2 separate regions of the Homo sapiens genome follow, and region 1 is linked to region 2. A link is a loop called in an ENCODE intact Hi-C map of the cell type or tissue named here. Cell type or tissue: Calu3. All regions are shown on one strand. Links, peaks and the distances in the headings refer to the core of each region. The heading gives the core; the rest is flanking DNA. Region 1 has its middle 350 kb from the start of MAGEB16. Region 2 has its middle 300 kb from the start of MAGEB16.

What was found. Hi-C counts contacts between places; a loop is a spot of excess contacts. Peaks named below come from ENCODE experiments on the same cell type or tissue, not always from the same donor. Only the 100,000 strongest peaks of a DNase experiment are listed, where the experiment ranks them.
Region 1: it touches region 2 in a loop (8-fold over the local background); 3 of 110 quality-filtered maps call a loop at or near these places.

Annotation. Positions count from the first base shown.
Region 1 is chrX:35,440,707-35,446,088 of GRCh38, reverse strand. No RefSeq gene overlaps it. Among named protein-coding and RNA genes, the nearest start is that of MAGEB16, 350 kb to the left of the region's middle. RefSeq lists an enhancer at 2,652-2,851. In Calu3, for the core only: no CTCF peak of the experiment used is centred there; a DNase peak (open chromatin) is centred at 2,758.
Region 2 is chrX:35,495,063-35,500,444 of GRCh38, reverse strand. No RefSeq gene overlaps it. Among named protein-coding and RNA genes, the nearest start is that of MAGEB16, 300 kb to the left of the region's middle. In Calu3, for the core only: no CTCF peak of the experiment used is centred there; DNase peaks (open chromatin) are centred at 2,824 and 3,454.

The DNA.
Region 1 (5,382 bases), core at 52-5,051, 54 kb after region 2:
ATGAACCCTGATTGCTAGATCTTTCCTACAAGGGCTCCCTGACTGATAGGGAAGAAAGATGTAAACAAGTAGTTTTAAGACCATGGAAAGTGTTGTAACTGGTTTTGGTATGGAAATATAGGGGTGGGGACCTGGCTGAGGAGAAAGAAAAGGCCTCAAGGAGGAGGTTATATTTTACCAGGAAATTAACGGAATTGGAATATTCAAGTATAGAAGAAGCCTAAGACATCTGAGACTGGGAGGAGGATCATGCGTACTAAGAAACAGGAAAAAACAACAACAAAGTGCTTTTCCTACTCTCACACATCACACTACACAACGCTTCTGACACCAGATTTCTCTGGTGGTGATTTTTCCCCACATACCTAGCAATTCTCAGCAGACAAAACTGGTTGTCCTCTAATTTAACTCAATTAAGACACTATCTACTTGGGCTTAGAGTCAGTCCCACAGGTTATTGGCTCACTCCCACAAGATGGCACCCCCCAACTTTAGATGCTAATCGATAGCCCCAGGTTGTGACTTGTGCTTCTGACTGATTGGCTGTATGTTGGCGTTCTCATAACAGCCTCCTCAGATCCTATTGATTTGCTAGACTCACAGAACTCAGGGAAACATGTATTTACCAGTTTGTTATAAAGGATATTACAAAGGAAATAAATGAACAGACAGAAGGAAAAGATACAGAGGGCAATGTATAGAGTTTAGTGGGAAGGGGCATGGCACTTCCATGCTGTCTCCAGGTACACTACCCTCCAAGAATCTCCATGCCGTCAGTAACCTGGAAGTTTTTTGAATGCTGTCTTTTTGTGTTTTTATAGAAGCTTCATTATGTATGCCTGGCTGATTACATCATTGGCCATTGGTGATCAACCTTCAGCCCCTCTTCCCTCCCTGGAGTTTGGGGGATGGGGTTGAAAGTCTCAACCCTTTAATCATGCCCTGGTCTTTCTGGTGACAAGCCCACATCCTAAAGCTACTTAGGGGGCCCCAGCCACCTGTCATCTCATTAGCATACCAAAAGCACTCTTATCACTTAAGAGATTCCAATGGTTTTAGGAGTTGCATGTCAGGAACCAGGGGCAGAAACAAAGTATGTTTTTTTTTTTTCTTATAATAACACAGTGTGCAAAAGTACAAAAATGTGACAGAACAGGACATGTGTAGAGGCTAGTAAGCAATGGCTCTAGCTCAGGATAGATGGCCTTGGGAATGACAGAAAATGTGGAAACAAATGTATGTGGAAAGAGAAAACTTTAAAGTGACTCAGATTTTGCTCAGCAACAACAATAAATAAAGGGCTAAGGAAATGGATTCAAATTTGGATGCACTAACTTTAGGTCAATCGGACATTTATATTGAAATGACCAATTAGCATGTGAATATATTCATATGGAACTGAAAACAAAGGTTTGATTTTGATATAAATTTTATGACTCAATGAATTGTTATTAGTCAAAAGCAGAGCTATACATGAGAATGCTAAAAGTTTATAAAAGTAGCACCTCTCAAACTCTAGTATAAATTAGAATTATCTTCATTGATTGCTAAAAAAGCAGATTTATAAGTTTCATTCTTCCTCATGCTAATTTAATATATGTTTGGCTAGATGTAGTAAGATACATTTTAACAAGTGCTCCAGGTGATTCCAAGGTTCACATGTTAAGACAAAATATTGAGTAAGAGAAGGGAGGCATAGAAACAATTCTGAAAAATGAAAATTTAAAGACAACAAACAGACAGAAAAAGAGGCATGAATGTAAACAGAAAAGAATCTGGTTAGTGAGAGAAATGTCTAAATTCTGCACCTGAGGTGGGGGTAACTCAGTCAGGGATCCTTTCCCCACTGAACCAACCACACCAAGGCATAGGTCCTGAGAACAGACTGGACAACTTGGGGTAATTACCCCTGGGAAGGAAAAAAATTTTGAGGAGCCCAAGGAAAGTTTTGAGTACTAGCAAACCTTCTTGTAAACTCCTTATTGAAATTCACTCACAGGAAGGAAAAAATGGCATTCATTTAGAATCTTTCTTACAAATGAAGTCAATGTTGTAAAGGTTTGCAACAAGTTCATTTAGTCTTTTTATTTCTAAAAGCATCCTATATTCCCTTACTTTTTAAATTAAATTTCACTGGTGTGGAATTCTCTTCTTGCCACTTTGAAGCTATTATCCCATTTTCCCTGGCCTTTCTTGTTGATAATGAGATATATACTATTTGTGAAATTGTCATTCATGTTTAGATAAACAGAATTTTCTTTCTTGTAACCTTTAAGACTTTTTTAAATTGTCGTTTTCCTGAAATTTTTGTATTATATATCTAGCTATGGATCTATTATGCTATCATTTTATTATTATTATTATTATTACCCTGGTTGGTACTCAAAGTGCAGTGTTAATTTTAATATGTCTTTCTTCAATGTTAGAAAATTCTCAGCTAATATCTTATCAAATCTTCCTTCCCTGCCATTGCCTGCATTCTTTATATTCTAAAACAAATATTTCTAGATAATAGTTATTGAAGTTTAAGTTAAAAGGTCTGAATAGACCTTATGGGTATCTTAACTGCTTGTATTTTGCCTATTTTTTTCTTTTCTGCTTAGCAGATGAAGTGTTGAATGCTATCTTCAAAGTCAGTAATATATGTGTTCAGTGGTGTTCTGTTTCTGAGGGAAGAGAGAGACCCTCTCATATTGTTTTATACTCAGTACCTGTTTTAAGAAAAAAACAAGGAAGTAAAACCAAAGACAGGCAGCCTGGCGCCAGGCCCAAAACCAGGCCTGGGCCTGCCTGGCCTAACCCCAGTAGTTAAAAATCAACTCATAACTTAGAAACCGATGTTATTCATAGATTCCAGACATTGTATAGAAGAACATTGTGAAACTCCCTGCCCTGTTCTGTTTCACTCTGACCACTGGTGCATGCAGCCCCTGTCACGTACCCCCTGCTTGCTCAAATCAATCATGACCCTTTCTGTGAAATCTTTAGTGTTGTGAGCCCTTAAAGGGGACAGAAATTGTGCATTCGGGGAGCTTGGATTTTAAGGCAGTAGCTTGCCAATGCTCCCAGCTGAATAAAGCCCTTCCTTCTACAACTCGGTGTCTGAGAGGTTTTGTCTGTGGCTCGTCCTGCTGCATTTATAGTTTACCCTACCCATTGATTTTTTATTTTAATGATATTTTTGCTTCCCATATTTCAATTTGATTTGATTCTTTATCATATTCAAACTATTTTATATTATATATTCAACCTGTAACTTCTTTAATATTTTATTGCTATTTTTGTGTAATATTTTTATAATTTTTAGAATAAGCATAGTCCTTATGTCATTGAGTATCCCAACCATGCTTATTTTAAAAATATAAGCCAAAAACAAAATTCTAAGCACTCCAACCACCTGAATGGACCCCTCCTCTCAGCCAAGAGCATTCCAAAGTTAACCTGAAAAACTAGTTCATGGGCTGGGTACAATGGCTCACACCTGTAATCCCAGTGCTTTGGGAGGCCATGTCATGCAGTCTGCTTGAGCTCAGGAGTTTGAGACCAGCCTGGGCAACATGGTGAAACCCTGTCTCTACAAAAAATACAAAAGTTAGCAGGAAGGGGTGGTGAATGCCTGTAGTCCCAACTCAGGAGGCTGAAGTGGGAGAATCACTTGAGCCTAAAGGTTGCAGTTAGACAAGATTGCACCACTGCACTAACCAGCCTGAGTGACACAGTGAGACCCTGTCTCAAAAACAAAAACAAAATAACTAGTTCACTAGTTCAGGTCATTATGTGAAGGGGACATCAGACCTTCCTGCCTTTTGGAATTCAGGAAAAGCCAGTCAGTATTAACAACAACACAGCCTTTAAGTCTGATTTTAAAGCATTTACAATCTATTATCTCTGAAGGCTGCTACCTGGAGGCTTCTTTTGTGTGATAAAACTTTGGTCTTCACAACCCCTTTATCATCATAACCCAGACATTCCTTTCTACTGATTCCAGGTCTTTAGATAATAACTCAACCAATTGTCAATCAGAGAAATCGACCTATAACCTGGAAGTCCCCACTTCAAATTGGCCCACCTTTCCAGATTGAACCAATGTACATCTTTTAGGTATTGATTGATGTATTATGTCTCCCTAAAAGGTATAAAAGTAAGCTGTACCTTGACCACCTTGGGCACATGTCATCAGACATTCTGAGGCTATCAGGGGCACATCTTTAACCTGGGCAAAATAAACTTTCTAAATTGATTGAGACATGTCTCAGACACTTTTGGTTTACAAATGGATAACCATTAAGGAAGTCTGAGTGGAGCTTCCACTGACTTTTGACAAATCTCCTATTGTTGTTTGGTACCAGCTTGAGCTATCTTTAAGTCTCAAACCAATAGGACAATTTGCAGAGGTCTGGGAGCTCCCCCCACCACTTCCAGAGAATCCATCATCTCCCCAAATTTGGTCAAGATCTACAGTTTATTTTGCTGTACAATTCATTTTCTGGAGTTTTTATTTGCTTCCAACAGGAAGGCAAGTTTTCCTGCTTCCATGATGATAGAGAATAGAGAACTCCTCTCTGGAGTTTCAGCTAATTTCCAACAGGGAGGGGAGTTTGAGTTTTTTTTCTTTCCTGCTTCAAAGATAGTAGAGAACGGTCTTTAGTTGGGGCCCATGCCTAGGTAAGTAGCTAAATTGGTTTTTTTTTGGTCTTGGAAATTCTCCTTCATGACTAAAAGTTAAAATGGACAACCAGTTGGTCTTAATTTCTCCTAACCATTAGAGTGCTCAGTAATCATATTGTCGGGATTTTTGTTGTTGTTGGTCTGGCCTTTCTCCCATTGGATTTGACCAACCCTGCGTGACTTGGTCAAATCTGAATGAGAATTCCAAATTATGGGGAACAAGGTCCCTGAATTGGCTAAAATTCCTTGCAGCTGTAAAAAACTAACAAAAATGCACTTGATTTCTGTGTTTGTTTCCTTTCTTTAAAAAAAAAATAGTTCTTTTGTTTACTTTTCTTCCACCCTATTTCTCCTTCCCCTTTTACCATTTTCAGTACCAAAAACATATAGAGAGAAGGTTTCTAATGACTTGAACCCCTTAAAGAACTCAGAACAGAGGGGCCACTAACCCTTTTTGGAGTGTTCTGTTTTCATTGTGGAGTTTCAATTGTCATGCGTGTCCCAAAAAGAAAGGACATTTTGCTCCTCACAACTGAAAGGCACTCCTTGGTGACTGGGGGCCCAGTGGGAATGTCTGGGAGATTGACCCACTGCAACATGCAGTGGTCTCACAGGGAACACCCAACAAAATTATTTTTAAAAGCCTCATCCAGGAAACACACAGGAGCTGGTCACACTGCATTTCGAGGTCTCTTGGAGGGGCTAGACCTCTGG
Region 2 (5,382 bases), core at 233-5,232:
TGGAGTTGTTCGTTGCTCCCGGCGGGTTCGTGGTTTCGCTGGCTTCAGGAGTAAAGCTGCAGACCTTCACGGTGAGTGTTACAGCTCATAAAGGCAGTGTGGACCCAAAGAGCAAGCAACAGCAAGATTTATTGCAAAGAGTGAAAGAACAAAGCTTCCACACTGTGGAACGGGACCAAAGCATGTTGCCAGTGCTAGCTCAGGCAGCCTGCTTTTATTCTCTTATTTGGCCCCACCCACATCCTGCTGATTGGTCCATTTTACAGAGAGCCGATTGGTCTGTTTTACAGAGAGCTGTTTGGTCCGTTTTGACAGGATGCTGATTGGTGCATTTACAATCCCTGAGCTAGACACAAAAGTTCTCTATGTCCGCACTAGATTAGCTAGATACAGAGTGTCACTTGGTGTATTTACAAACCCTGAGCTAGACACAGAGTGCTGATTGGTTCATTTACAAACCTTAAGCTAGATACAGAGTGCCAATTGGTGCATTCACAATCCTTTAGCTAGACATAAAGATTCTCCCAGTCCCCACCAGATTAACTAGATACAGAGTGCTGATTGGTGCATTCACAAACCCTGAGCTAGACACAGGGTGCTGATTGGTGTGTTTACAAACCTTGAGCTAGATACAGAGTGCTGATTGGTGTATTCACAATCCCTTAGCTATACACAAAGGGTCTCCAAGTCCCCACCAGACTCAGGAGCCCAGCTGGCTTCACCCAGTGGGTCCTGCACCGGGCCGCAGGTAGAGCTGCCTACCAGTCCCGCGCGGTGCGCCCTCACTCCTCTGTCCTTGGGCAGTGGATGGGACCGGGCGCCATGGAGCAGGGGGCGGCGCTCCTCGGGGAGGCTCGTGCCATGCAGGAGCGGGGGGAGCCGGGGGAGCGGGGGGAGCGCGGGGGGGGGGGGGGGGGCGGGGCGGGGCGGTAAGGCTCAGGCATGGCGGGCTGCAGGTCCTGATCCCTGCCCGGCGGGGAGGCAGCTAAGGCCTGGCGAGAAATCGAGCACAGCAGCTGCTGGCCCAGGTGCTAAGCCCCTCACTGCCCGGGATCGGCGGGGCTGGCCGGCAGCTCCCAGTGCGGGGCCCTCCGAGCCCACGCCCCACCGGGAACTCCCGCTGGCTCGCAAGCGCCGGGCGCAGCCCCAGTTCCCGCCCGCGCCTCTCCCTCCTCACCTCCCAGCAAGCTGAGGGAGCCGGCTCCGGCCTCGGCCAGCCCAGGAAGGGACTCCCACAGTGCAGCGGCGGGCTGAAGGGCTCCTCAAGTGCCGCCGGAGTGGGCGCCCAGGCAGAGGAGGCGCCCAGAGCGAGCGAGGACTGCGAGGACTTGCCAGCACGCTGTCACCTCTCACTTCCAGGTAATATAAAATACGTAGTATCCTCTGCCTTCTTGTTATGATGAACGTGTGGGTTATTTGTGGTTATATTTGTTATCTTTGTTGATCTGTATGACTTTTCATAGGGTTTGCAGAAATCTTGTAAACTAAGATTTAGCTAACCACCATTATCTTAGGAAAACCCAGAACACATCTTTGTGATAGAGGCAGGTGACAGACAAATCTTAGGCAGACAGGATCGGGTCCCCAGTGAAACCTCACCTTCAAACCAAAAACAGCCTGATGCCTGAAAACTGGGTTGCTGGTACCAGGTGAAGCCTGTGACCTGGAGTGAAAATTTCTATTCCTATTTGCCTGCTCTTTCCTGATTGGTTCTTTCTGAATAAGTGTTTAAATTCAAGTTAAACAATTGAATGTTGCCTTTTCCAGTGCTACTTGTGGCCCACACCACCCCAATTCTGGGTCTATAAAAGCGCTGGACTCAGCCACACTTGATGGGGGAGCTACCTAGCTTCAGGTAGGGGGCCGCCCCCTCAGTTCCCCTCTCCCCTGGAAACTGCTCTGTCGCACAATAAAACTTGCTCTGGCCGGGCGCGGTGGCTCACGCCTGTAATCCCAGCACTTTGGGAGGCCAAGGCGGGCGGATCACGAGGTCAGGAGATCAAGACCATCTTGGCTAACACGGTGAAACCCTGTCTTTACTAAAAATACAAAAAAAATTAGCCGGGCGTGGTGGTGGGCGCCTGTAGTCCCAGCTTCTCGGGAGGCTGAGGCAGGAGAATGGCGTGAACCCGGGAGGCGGAGCTTGCAGTGAGCCAAGATGGTGCCACTGCACTCCAGCCTGGGCAACAGAGCGAGACTCCGTCTGAAAAAAAAAAAAAAAAAAAAAAAAAAAGAAATGTATTGGTTTGGTTCAGAAAGACTGAAAGCAGGGACCTTCCAGGCTATAAGGAAATTTGGAAATTTAAACATTTTCTGGTTGACAATTGGTTGAGTTTATCTGAAGACCTGAGATCAATAGAAAGTAAATGTTCAAGTTAAGATAAAAGATTGTGGAGACCAAGTTTTGTTGCGGAGAGGAAGCTCTCAGATGGCAGACTTCAGGGAGAGCAGGTTGTAAAATGTTTCTTATTGGACCTAAAAGAGTGCCTGGCTCTTAGTTGATTATCTCCTGGATCTGGAAAGGAAAAAAGGAAAACAAAAGGAAAAGAGAATTTCTATAGAATGTGGATTTTTCCCACAAGGGATAGATTTGCAGGGCCATTTCAAGATATGGCAGAGAAACATGCTTTGTGGCAAAATATTTTTTCTTCCTTGTTATGCCAGAGTCAGATTGGAAAATAAGTCACGATATACAGGGTTAAATGAAACCCATCTGATGAGAAATTATGGTTTATAGGACGTGACTCCCCTGACCCCTTAGGTAGGAATTTGGGCAGGATAAAAAAAATCAGGGCTGGGCACAGTGACTCACGCCTGTAATCCCAGCACTTTGCGGGGCTGGGGCGGGCAGATCACCTGAGGTCAGGAATTTGAGACTAGCCTGGCTAACATGGTGAAACCACTTTTCTACTAAAAATACAAAAAATTAGCTGGGCATGGTGGCACACGCCTATAATCCCAGCTACTCGGGAAGCTGAGGCAGGAGAATCACTTGAACCTGGGAGGCAGAGGTTGCAGTGAGCCGAGATCACGCCATCGCACTCCAGCTTGGGCAACAGGAGCGAAACTTCGTCTAAAAAAAAACAGAGCTTATTCCTCACTTATCACATAATTTGTACTTTATAGTAAATATTTGTTCATTTCTATTTTAAATTTTTTGACTCATTTTGAATTGGAAGGATTTCTGCATGGTAAGAATTTTCTTCTGTGTTTAATATATATTTGTTATTGGGGACCATAACAAATCATTGGTCCCCAGTGATTTCTAACTACTGGTATTTGTTAAGCACATCCGTGTGAAGAGACCACCTGAGCAGGCTTAGTGTGAGCAACAAAGCTGCTTATTCACTTGGGTGCAAGTGGGCTGAGTCCAAGAAAGGAGTCAGCAGAGTGTGGTGGGAGTGGAACTGGTTTTATAGGTTTGGGGTAGGTAGTAGAAAGTTACAGTTAGGGGCAGTTTTTTCGGGCAGGAGAAGAATGTCACAAGGTGCATAGTCACAAGGTGGGGGGAGGTCACAAGGCACGATATCACAAGGTTGATTGATTAGTTAGGGTAGGGCAGGAACGTATCACAATGGTGGAATGTTGCAACGTCGGTTAATCGGTTAAGGCAGGAACTAGCTGTTTCTTCTTTAGTGGTTCTCCTGTTGCTCCAGGCTTTGTGACTCCAGGAGGCCTGTATGTGTGGGTCACAGGGGTCACAGTGGCTCAACCATGGTATAGCCCGTTCAGAGGACCTTACTGCAATAAGGAGAAATTGCAGTATTCACAGCCTGTTTAAATCCTTTCCCTCAATGTGGACTGGATCTACTGGCATGCTTTTAACAATATAATATGGCTATGGTGAAGGGATGTCACTTCTGTAGTTAAGTTACAAAAGATTGTGACTTTCTGTCTCGCTAGTAAACTCTCTTTATTGCCTTCCCAAATCTCACACTTTTATAAATCAAGCTGCCAAGTCATAGAGGCTCACGTGGCAAAGAAGTGATAGTGGTTCCAGCTAAAGCCAGTTAGGAATCCAGGCCCTCAGCTCAACAGGCCCTAAGAAACTGCATTTTTCTGACAACCATATAAATTTGCAAGTGGATCCTTTCCCAGCTGAGCCTTCAGAGGAGACCCTCATCCTATACCAACAACTTGATTTCAAGCTTGTGAGAGACCCTGAACCAGAGGACTCAGATAAGCCAGTATTCCTCATCCACAGAAAATGAGATAATAAACATTTCAGACATTAAGTTTTTAGATCATTCGTTACACAATAATAGATGACTAATACAATGTTCTTTCATTCTTTCATTTATCTTTCAGCAAAAATATATTGATTACTACTATGTACAAGGAACTGTGCTAGATATTATAAACAAAAAGCTAAATAAGATACATCCTCTCCCTTCCTCTCAATTCTCATGCATGAAGTCGAACATATAATTGACGTTCAATTATTACATATTTTAACTTAATTTCCCTCCAAATTCATAAAAATGTGAACTACAAAATGAAATCCAATTTGAATGTGAAGTTATGAAGTCTAACACTTGTGGTTAAAACATTTTTATGCCATGGCTGAAATAATATTAGTCTTCAATATGGTATTTGCACCAAAGGAAACATTGAGGTAAATCTGAGGTTCCCCCCTTTTTATTGAAAAAAAAAATACACTTTTAAAGTAAATAATTTTTCTTTTGTCTCTTTCTGTATTTGAATTGGATTACTTCTTTGATGCTGCTATAGTAAATATTTTAGACTAGATTATTTCTAGCTATTATGTTATGAGATATAGTCTGTTGAGTAAAAGAAATATCCCAAAAGGTTAGAAGTTAAGATGCCTTTAAGCAACTCTGTTCTCCCCAAGAATACTACGGTATAATGACAGAAAGAGAGAGAGAGACAGAGATTATTTTGTAGAATCTTAAAAAGTAGTAGCCTCAGGTTGTACCGTAAAACATGTGATATTGCTTGATGGTACTATCAGATACAGTGTAAGAGGGTAAATATATCTAAATTTTTCTCTTTATTGCAGCTGCATACATTACCCTCATACCACTCAATACCATAATATTTTACATCACTTTGTAGGATGTAGGTGTCCCATATTTAAATCTTTGAGAATGGCAATCTTTTAATGTTTGTCCTCAGGGAGGTTTCATCCAGTCACTCTATATTTATTTTTTGGCCAAATGACACTTAGCAGTTGCAGACCCTATATAACAAGTAACATCTGAAATAAAGTTTTATTTGTATTTTAATGCAGCATACTGGTCAAAAGCACTACAGTATCACATATACACGAAAGTACAAAATACAGTCTGTCACATAGTAATTAAGCAAAAACTTGTTCTTTGTGCTTTCAATTATTACTGTAAATTGACTATTAAGTATCCA